Linked DNA regions of Homo sapiens: region 2 is linked to region 1. Evidence: chromatin loops called from intact Hi-C (ENCODE). Cell type or tissue: mammary epithelial cell. All regions are shown on one strand. Each heading gives the region's core, and the rest is flanking DNA. Links, peaks and the distances in the headings are about the cores only.

What was found. A loop is a pair of places that touch in the nucleus more often than their neighbours do. Peaks named below come from ENCODE experiments on the same cell type or tissue, not always from the same donor. Only the 100,000 strongest peaks of a DNase experiment are listed, where the experiment ranks them.
Region 2: a loop joins it to region 1, with 2.4 times the contacts of the local background. A loop is called at or near these places in 1 of 110 quality-filtered maps.

What each region holds. Positions count from the first base shown.
Region 1 is chr4:98,544,862-98,550,247 of GRCh38, reverse strand. All of the region lies in intron 1 of TSPAN5 (tetraspanin 5), which reads left to right. Among named protein-coding and RNA genes, the nearest start is that of TSPAN5, 110 kb to the left of the region's middle. In mammary epithelial cell, for the core only: a CTCF peak has its summit at 3,106; no DNase peak of the experiment used is centred there; H3K4me3 peaks cover 810 bases; H3K27ac peaks cover 825 bases.
Region 2 is chr4:98,791,656-98,797,041 of GRCh38, reverse strand. All of the region lies in intron 2 of LOC105377343 (a long non-coding RNA gene), which reads left to right. Among named protein-coding and RNA genes, the nearest start is that of EIF4E, 130 kb to the left of the region's middle. In mammary epithelial cell, for the core only: no CTCF peak of the experiment used is centred there; DNase peaks (open chromatin) are centred at 2,251 and 3,181; H3K27ac peaks cover 1,877 bases.

The sequences.
Region 1 (5,386 bases), core at 272-5,271:
AGACACATAGATCAGTGGAATAGAATAGAGAAGCCAAAAATAAAGCCACATATCTACAACTGATTTTCAACAAATTCAACAAAAATGTACACTGGGGAAATGACACCCTATTCAATAAATGGTGCTGGGAAAATTGGATGTATGTTGTAGAAGAATGAAACTGAACCCATACCTCTTATCATATACAAAAATTAACTCAGGATGGATTAAAGACCTAAACGTAAGACCTGAAACTATAAAAATCCTAGAAGAAACCTAGGAAAAACTCTTCTGGACATTGGCCCAGGCAAAGAATTTATGACCAAGTCCTTAAAACCAAGCACAATGAAAATAAAAATGGAGAAATGGCACTTAATTAAATTAAATTAAAAAGATTCTGCACAGCAAAAGAAAAAAATCAGGAGAGTAAACCTACAGAATGAGGAAAAAAAAATTCCCAAAGTATGCATCCAACTAAGGGCTGACATGCAGAATCTACAAGAAACTCAAACAACTTAACAAGAAAAAAACCCCAAAGAACCCCATTAAAAAGTGAGCAAAAAACATGAACACACATTTTTCAAAAGAAGACATACAAGTGGCCAACAAACATGAAAAAAATGCTCAACATCACTAATCATCAGAGAAATGCAAATTAAAATCACAACGAGGCCAGGTGCAGTGGCTCATACCTGTAACCCCAGTACTTTGGGAGACTGAGGTGGGCAGATCACAAGGTCAGGAGTTTGAGACCAGTCTGGCCAATATGGTGAAACCCTGTCTCTACTAAAAATACAAAAAACACTAGCTGGGCGTAGGGCACCTGTAGTCCCAGTTACTCAGGAGGCTGAGGCAGGAGAATTGCTTAAACCCGAGAGGCAGAGGTTGCAGTGAGCCGAAATCACACCACTGCACTCCATCCTGGGTGACAGAGTGAGACTCTGCCTCAAAAAAAACAAAAAAAAACAAAAACAAACAAACAAACAAAAATAAAACAACCACAATGAGATACCTTCTCACACCAGTCAGAATGGTTGTTATTCAACAGACTAAAAATAACAGATGTTGGTGAGCATGTGGAGAAAAGGGAACGCTTATACACTGTTGGTGGGAATATACGTTAGTACAACCTCAGTGGAAAATGGTATGGAGATTTCTCAACTAAAAATAGAACTACCGTTGGATCTAGCAATCCCATTTCCGGTATCTAACCAAAGGAAAAGGAATTATTATATTTAAAAACACCTCAAGTCATATGTTCACCACACTGCTGTTCACAATAGCAAAGATATGAAATCAACCTAAGTGTCCATCAGTGGAGGATCATTGGATACAGAAAATGTGGGTTACACACACACACACACACACACACACACACACACCTTGGAATACTATGCAGCGATAAAAAGGAATGAAATCTTGTCTTTTGGAGCAACATGGATGGAACTGGAGGCCTTTATCATCAGTAAAATAACTCAGAAACAGAAAGGCAAATGCCACACATTCTCACTTGTAAACGGGGGCCAAATGATGGGTACACATGGACAGACAGAATAAAATAATGGACATTGAAGACTAAAAATAGTGGGAGGATGGGAGGGAGGTGAGGGTTGAAAAATTATGATTGGGTAGAAAGTTTACTATTTAGGTGATGGGTACATTAAAAGCCCAGACTTTACCACTAGGCAATATATGCATGTAAGAAATCTGCACTTGAACTCCCTACATGTATTTTTAAATTTTAAAAATTAAAAAAAAAATTGCCACTGTGCCATTAGCTGGTACCATGTAATTTAGCATATAACTGTGTACGGATCTCTTTTCTCCATCATTGCTTCATCACGTTAATTTTGTTATGATGAGGGACTGTCTTTTACTTTTTTTATATTCCTCTTAGCACTAAGCAAATAACAGGACCCTAAACACTTAACTGATTTTTCATTTCTGAAGTACAATAAAGATAAGTAGGAAATGTTAATATCATTGTTTTGTTTGTTTGCTGGTTTTGTTTTTCAGTAGGTGTTTGAGAGAAACACTTAACTCTCTAAGTGAACTAATTTTTTGCCATGAATGTGTTCGGCACTAGGAAAGGTGATACATACTAGAACTGAGGAACTTAACTGGGGGTTCATATGCTTTCTAAGAGACCGTGGGAGAGTTTCTGGGCATCTCTGCACCCCTAAAATCCTAGCAAAATTGTGTATGTGTGCACGCTTTTGTGTTTTTTTCTTTTTCTTTTTCTTTTTTTTTTTTTTTTGAGACAGAGTCTCGCTCTGTCGCCCAGGCTGGAGTGTAGTGGCATGATCTCGGCTGTCAGCTCACTGCAGCCTCTACCTCCAGGGTTCAAGGGATTCTCCTGCCTCAGCCTCCTGAGTAGCTGGGATTACAGGCACCCACCACCACGCCAGCGAATTTTTATATTTTAGTAGAGACGGGGTTTCACCGTGTTGGCCAGGCTGGTCTCAAACCCCTGGACTCAAGTGATCCGTCTACCTCGGCTTCCCAAAGTGCTGGGATTACAGGCGTGAGCCACCACACCTGGCTTCTTTGTGCATTTTTCCTGAGTAAGGATGTGTAGCTTTCATTAGATGCTCAAAGGAGATCCTTAATCCACAGAAGGTTCAGAGCCACTGATAGGAAATATTTAACACTGACAGAAAATAGTTCTGAACTTTGCGATTAAATAATTTATTGTGAGTGGGAGGAGCTAAAAGAGTGATGCCACTTAGGAGAAGCACAAAGGAATCTGAGCTCGAGGATGAATTGTTAATCTATGTTAATGAATTCAGTCTGTACAGGGTTCAAACAAAATATATTATGGATGAGCCTCTAATAAAATGGACTTCCTCTGCTCTGCCAGTCCGACAGTTAATGATGGCTGGCAATTTTCTGCCGGCTGATTTTGGCTCAGTGCTTTGGAGCAGGCACAGGCCCAGTTCTCGCCACTTGGAAGGAAAGGGAAAGTGATAGTTTGTTACTTTGCTCTCATAAGCAATTTATGACAACAGTTTAATAAAAGCTTAAGAAGTGTCCTCTTCCTGGGCGGGGAGAGGAGCCGAGGAGCCTCAGTGGGAGCACCGCGTGGGATGTTAAGCCCCTCAGCATCTCCTGGGGCCGCCTGACGCTGCCACACAAGAGAAGAGCGAGGGGGAGCCAGCGAGGTGTTTCTTTTAGCCCAGGCAAGGCTACTGTTATGCTTGCCAATTTGACTTTTCCCCAGCAAACTCAAGCTGTCCTGTGAGTTTCCACATCAGCCGTGTGCCTGGGGAGCTGCTCCGAGCTTGGGCTCTGGTGCTGTCTGCTGCATGGACCTCATTAGCGCTCACCCAGCAGATTGCTTTCATATCGCTGCTTCACCCTTTTCAGTTTTGAATTACCACATAAACATCAGATATTGGGGGTTTTGTGAAAGGATCCTTAGTCTCTAATATTTAGTTAAGGAAAAAAGCCCTCTTAGGGAATCAGATAGATTTGCTTAGAGGATTTCCTCAGGAAAATACATTGCAGTATGGGTCAGTTCTAATTTTCCTCAATTCCTGAGGCCATTTAGTTTTCACTTCTCTCTCTCTCTCTCCCCACCTCAACCCTGTGAGTCCAGGTTTAGGGGATTTTACAGCCAGCCTTCACACAACTTTCTGCTCTACATTTGTGGCCTTAAAACTTTATGATTTATAGGAAAGTATATTTCATGTCATGAACTGGGATATAAATATGTATGTATATATGTATAAGCAAAAAGGTTTCACAAGGCAATATTTGCCCTTATATACCATAGTCTGATATTTTCTATTCTGTCGGGGAATACTGCTGGTCTTCACTCATTAAATCATTTTCATGGCTCACCAATGGTTTGCACCCTGCAGTTGGAAAACACCTCTCAGGGATACTCAGGGATCCGTCCTTTCTATCACTGTGTTGAGGGATGGCTCAGGGCACCGTGTAGTGGCTGAACCTCTTTATGTGGTACAGCAGAACCAACTTTATGTATTTTCAGTAACACTTCTGATATTCTGGAGGGAGTAGAGCATAGTGATTTAAGAGCGAATGTTCTAGTTAGAATATGCTTGCTTGGTCCTGGGTCTCTGACCTACCACCTGCTCTGGTGTTGGGCAAGTTTCTTAACCTCTCTGAATCAGTTTGCCCTTCTTTAAAATAGATATAATTTGAATACTTATAGCGAAACATTGTGAAGATTGAGATGTATATTATTAATACATTATTAATATATCCTAATGCACATCTATTAAGACACAATACAGAATTAATATTAATAGCAAACATTTGTTCAATGTTACTATGTGTCTGTGGTAAATTTAACAAATGTTTGCTATTAACATTATTAATACTGTATCTTAATATTTATGTGTATCTCCAGTTGGATTACATTTTCCTTCTGCCCTTTGAAATAACTTATGTTGAGCCTATTAAGAATATGTGGGTTGGGTGTGCTGGCTCACGCCTGTAATCCCAGCACTTTGGGAGGTTGAGGTGGGCATATCGCTTGAGGCCAGGAGTTCTAGACCAGCCTAGGCAACATGGTGAAACCCTGCCTCTACAAAAAATACAAAGAAATTAGCCAGGTGTGGTGGCACACGCCAGTAGTCACAGCTACTTGAGAGGCTGAGGTGGGAGGATCACCTGAGCCCAGGAAGCAGAGGTTGTAATGAGCCGATATCACACCACTGGACTCCAGCCTGGGTGACAGAGCAAGACCCTGTCTCAAAAAAAAAAAAGTCTTATGTGTAGAAATAATCCCTATGTTCAAAAGCATGAACAGTAAGCAGTGTGGTTAAATGAAAAAATATATATATTGCAGCTAGATAGTTACATTTTGAATTAGGACATTTTCAGCTCTAAGTGACAGAAACCCCAATCAAACTGGCTCAGGCAAAAATAGGAATTTACTGATTGACGTAACAGAAACATCTAGGGATATTGCTTTTGGCATTGGCCATTTCCAGTTGCTCTGAAGGTATCAGCAGTTTTTCTCTTCATTTCTTGCTCTGCCTTTCTCTGTTGGCTTCTTTTTCAGGCAAGCTTGCCCCCAAGCAGTGGCAGAAACAGCCACCAGCTGCTCTAGGTTTCTGTTTCACTAGCAGGAAGAAAAACCCTCTTCTCTGGTAATTTCAGCTTAGTCTTGCATCTGATGGACATGGACTTTGGTGGGCTAGGCTCAGCTCACCCCTCCTGACTCCTTGCCACTGTCGGTCACGGAGCCATGAGAGGCACTGGTCATTAGATGTCCTGGGTCATGTACTTGCCTTGTAGGCTCAGCCCTGTTCAAGCCACAAGGTCAGAATGGAGGAGGGCTGCTCCATGGGGGCATCTCAGCAGATGCCCATCACACACTTCCACCATCCCTCCCCTGAACATAAGACTTCCTACATAGATGTTTTCTTTGAATAAT
Region 2 (5,386 bases), core at 266-5,265, 250 kb before region 1:
TGCCCATTTCTCTATTGGCTACTGGTACAGTGGGATATTAAAGGTTAGAGTGCATTGGATAGTAGAAAGGCATAAGTCTTAAAGTTGATGGACTAATATTTAAATTCTGGTTTGATCTTTTATAGGTTATGTAAATACTTTTTGAGCTTCAGTTTCCTCATCTCTAAACTTATGATAACAATCTCTTTTTCACACAGCTCTAGGGAAGATTAAAAGAGATAATTTACGTAACATACTTAGTACAATATCTAAACCCTTAGTGGGGGCTCCTTCCATAATCCACGGTTTTATAAAGATTGCAGCAAACGTTTTTCATACTTTTAAGGAGTCACATATAATTTCACAAAAAAAGAAGAAAAAAGATATGAAGAAGAAAGAATAGTGAGTGGAAAGAGAAGCCATGTTTTATCTTTAAAAGCTCATGGGTGTTAACTTTTATTATAAAATTTTTCACACTTAGGTATTTTCAATCCTTTTTAATCTGTTGCCCAGCATGCTTCTAAAGCCACTTCTTCCTCTGAAGGTGATTAGGGAATACAGGCTAATTTTAATATTAGCATAAGTAACACATAATTAGGGAAGTAAATCTTCTGTGCCCAGATGCCCATTATGCATTACAAAGTCAATATGTAATATGGCTTTAAAAAGTCATTTGCTGCTTGGCATTATTTGGGGGTTTATCAGGGCTTTGCATAGAGCCTTACAGTCAGCTCACAATAGTGTTTGCTAAACTGACTTGGTCCCTTGTTTCTTTTTGCTGGTAGGATAGCAAAAATGCCATCTTCTAGACTCTTCCTTGGGCAGGTGGGTGCCATTTCTCTTTGAATCACTAGTGCCTAGCTCAGTGTGAGGGACATAGTAAAGGCTGAATCAAACTGAATCCTGAGGTGAGACATGGGCTTTTCAAATTCCATATGAATCAAGGTTAAGCCCCCAAAGCATTCTGAGTGTCACCGACTTTCCAAAAGGACACTGATGTACTCACTCTTTTGCTCTATATGCATTTATTTTGCCAGAACTATCTATAGAGACAGGATTTTCAACTTCTTTTTAAGTTCACAACATACTATTTTTACTGTCTTTCAAATTTCCTCTTTCTGATTCATCAAATGTGATATGCTATATATTCATTTGAAATAAAATTAATTGTAAATCAGTTTTGTGAGTTCCTTAATATCTCATGAGATAAATGGAGAGACTGTAAAGTGTTATGAAACCAGGATGGAAAATTTAGTCTGCATATTCCAGGATGTGCTATTTCAATAGCTTCATAAATGAGGGAATGCTGAAGATAACTTTCTCATGTTTTTTCTCTTTCTAACCATTTAATAGTTGGTTGCTCTCTTCTCTATAGGCCTAGGATGCAGTTTACTGAGAGTAAACATGGCACATGCTTCAGCATAGAGTTTCCAAGCAAAGGATGACAGATTCTCACAAGCCTCACTTTTACTTGACGAAATGGAAGGGTAGGATCTCTGTATTTCATTTCTGAGAAAGCACACAGATTACTGCAACTGTCTACCTTTTGGCTTCCGGCAATTTGTCTCCTTTGCCTATGAAGAACCACCTACTCTCTTTGTGTGCTTAAAAAGTCACTTGAAGATCCCTATCCTTTTGCTCATCACCAGTGCCCCCATGCCAACTCTGCGTGGGGATTGCAGAGTCTCCACTTAGTGACAGTCATATTCATCTTTCCAAAGTCTGGGAAGACTGCAGAAAGGGACACACCAATATATTCCTATGTTTCAATGCACTTTAGCCTTAGGGATTTTTGTCAAACATGGCAGGAAGGCCAAATGTGTATAAAACATCACTGCAAGGGCTCTGAGCCTGGAGATATACCCTAAAAGTGCCTGGTGAGATTACTGACAGTCCCTGTGGGTCCAAAGAATTGCTGTTCACTTGTCGGACCCTACTGTCTTCTTATTCCCTCCTCCAGGTTATCCCTTTCCATTGTCATTGATATCTTTGTCAGGGAATGTGCGATAGAGCAAGCAAAGGCAACACATCCTGATTAGCTCTATCACTTGCTAATAGATGTGGTAGAGCAGGTAAATTTCATAGGCAGAATCTAGTTTGTGGTTCAGCAACAAGATCCACCTGTTCCTGAGACCTGTAACCATAAGTAGTTGAGAGTTAACAACATGCAAATTTTTGCTTCAAGAAGAAACTAGTTAGGCTTCAGGGCTTGAACATACCCTTAGGGATAGGAACTGGATAACTTAGCAGAAACTCACACAAGTAAGAGCCTGCTAAGAGTGGGAGGGTGACTCAGCAGTGGCCCAGGAAGCTAAACAGCAAAGACTTGCTGATTAGTCTCAGAGAAGCTGATCTGAAAGAATATGAGAAGCTACAGGGACTGAGGTTAGGAATGAGGTGGTTCAGGTTGACACGCTGCTTTAATCACCAGATGCTCCATTATTTCCATCCTGCTAATTGTAGTTTCAAAATTAGCAACAACTCCCCCACAATAATTAGGGTTTATAAGTGCATGTGCCCACATTTCAGGATTACGCATGTAGTGTTCAAGTGTTATACAGCTAAAATTATTGTGTGTATTTGTGTAACTTGTTCGCTGAATAAGTGAATTAAGTAGGATACAATCAAGAAACAGCTCTGTTTCTCCTACCACTGCCTATAAACACACTTGGTCGGACCTCTATTCAAAGCCCCTTGAATGCATCTAGGGTAGAAACATAGTTCTTTGGTCTTTTATCACCTTACTAAATTCTTTCATTATTTATAATAGTTTTTCAATAGTGTCTCATATTTTCCATGTATTCGTCAGATCAAATGAAAATAGTTTGCAAAAGTTTTCTCCCATCTGTAGGCTGTCTGTGCACTCTGTCCCTAGTTTCATCTGGTGCAATGTACTTTATTCTTTTACTTCTCAAACTGTTTTCTTTTCTCTGTTGTAAAGCCACCCCACATTTTAGGGTTTTGTTATGGTAGCACCCCACTTTTGGTGCCAAAATAATTATTAGTTGTCCATATACAACAAGTTATCCTAAAATTTAAATGTTTAAAACAATCAATATTTACGAATGCACTCAATTTCTATGAGTCGGGAACCCAGGAGCAGATCACTTTGGAGGTTCTGTCTCCATGTCTGTATGAGGTTACAGTCAAGGTGTTGGTCAGGGTTGCAGTCATGTGTAAACTTGTCTGAGGTGGGAGGATCCTCTTACATGATGAAAAACTCAAGTACTTGGCAAATTCGTGCTGGTTCTTGGCAGGAGGCCTCAACTCCTCATTATGTGGACCTCTCTATAGGGATGTGATCATGAACATGGCAGCTGGCTTTTCCCATAGAGAATAGTCCAAAAAAGAGCAAGGTGGAAGCTGTAGTGTCTTTCATGCTACCATTTCTTGCATCTTATTGGTTACTTAGGTTAGCTGTATTCATTGTAAGAGGCTATAGCACAAGGTCATGATTACCAGGAGGCAATAATCATTGGAGGCCATACTAGAGATACATAATTATGGCAGATACCTAAAATAATGTGTTTGAAAGATCTTTAATGATTGGTTAAATGAAAGAAAAGATTCAAAACTGTTAAAGCAGTATAATCTAAAAGTTATTAAAAATAACGTTTTAATGTTGTCTGAAAGTATGTGTGCATGCAGAAAAGATAGACCAAAAGGGAAACAAAAATGTTAGCATGACTTTTTTCTGAGAGGATGATGAAAGTTTAGGTTTTCCCATTTTTCTCAATGTGTGTGTGTGTGTGTGTGTGTGTGTGTCTATTTTCAAAGTTTTCTAGAGTATAAATGAATAGCTTTATAATTAATAAACATGAATTTTGAGGGCACAATTAGAAAAATTATTTTAAAATTTTGCTTATTTTCTTGAAGACACAATTTATATTATTTCCCTTTAGTTTGAAAGTTAAAGTAAACTTTCGATACCCAGTAAAAATCTAATCACAATTTTAAATGCTAGGAGCTGTTAACTCTTAATTTGGCAGTTGATGACTTATTTCATCTTTTAAGATAATCATCTGCCAAGTTTTAAATTAATATTTGTAGTAGCACAGATGGAATATGTGTGCATGCATAAATGAGTGTGTTCAATGAGAGAGGGAGAAAAGGACTCCTTTAAATATTCTTCCAGAGAATTATTGCTTAGTAATAGCCTTTGGGCTATTTAATATTCAATACTAACTAAGAATCGCAAACTTTCAAATTTCCTCCTTTACTCAAACCCTTGCCTTCATAATTTTTCCAAAAAGATGAAATTTAAAGAAGAAATATAAAACATTCCCATGAGATTGTTTGAAACAGAAAGACAAAGCAAAGTTTAGTTGAGCTGGATCTGAAACTTCCAAAAATGTACCAAGGTTGAGATTCTTTGAAGCTCTTTCTGAAAATTAATGCAGAAGTTATTCTTTCCTTTGGATGTGAAAACCGTCTATGTTTATGAAGTTATTTAATGCACAACTCAGGATCCTAGAAATCTTTCCAATTACATCTCCATCCACTCAGATCAGAGCCACTGTGTTTCACTGCTCATAGGAGCCCAACTGAGTGTTACTGGGGCTGAAGTCCAGTTTTACATACTTTTCCAGACATTAACTATGAGAGGAAATCTGTTTTTTCCCCCTCCTAATTCATAAATTGTCTTCAGATGGACTAGGAGTGAATTTTATCACTCCTTTGCATTTTGAACCCTAGGAAATCCTAGCCATTTTGTCTGCTGTTTTGATTTTCCACTCATTATCTTTCAATTATTGCTGGGGTATTTCTGTGTTTTATACATTGCTTTCTCAGCTCCTTGTAAGTTCCTCAAGGTCAAGGACCATGCCTTACATTTCTCATTTCCTATGGGTGGCTACCAACATAGCAAATGGCAAACTCTAGCCATGATCAAAAGGCATTTAATTAATTGTTAGACACCTGAAACTTAAGTCTCTAATGTATTTATATCCCCGTACTTTGTGCTATTTTTGTTGTATATTTTCCATCTACGCAAATTGCAAATTCCAAATATAATTTTTTTACCTTAAAGGGCCAACTATCTTTAATATAATTAAAAAAGGAAAAAATGATAACCTTTTATATCTACCGAAAAAATGGTAACTTTTTATATCTACCAATGTATTTACATTTTTGGTACTTTTCATTACTTCTATAAATTTGAGTTGCCATGTGACATTTTCTTTCAGCCTGAGGAATTTTCTCTAACTACATTTCTTATAATTGATGTTTGGGGGTAATAACTTCTCTTAGTTTTCATATATTGACAATATCTATTTCACCCTCATTTTTGGAGTATATTTTGGCTGTATATATAGTTCAAGATTGACTTTTTCCCCCTTTAGCACTTTAAACAAATCTTTTAATTGTCTTCTGGCTTCCATTATTTCTGATTAGAGGTTACATATCA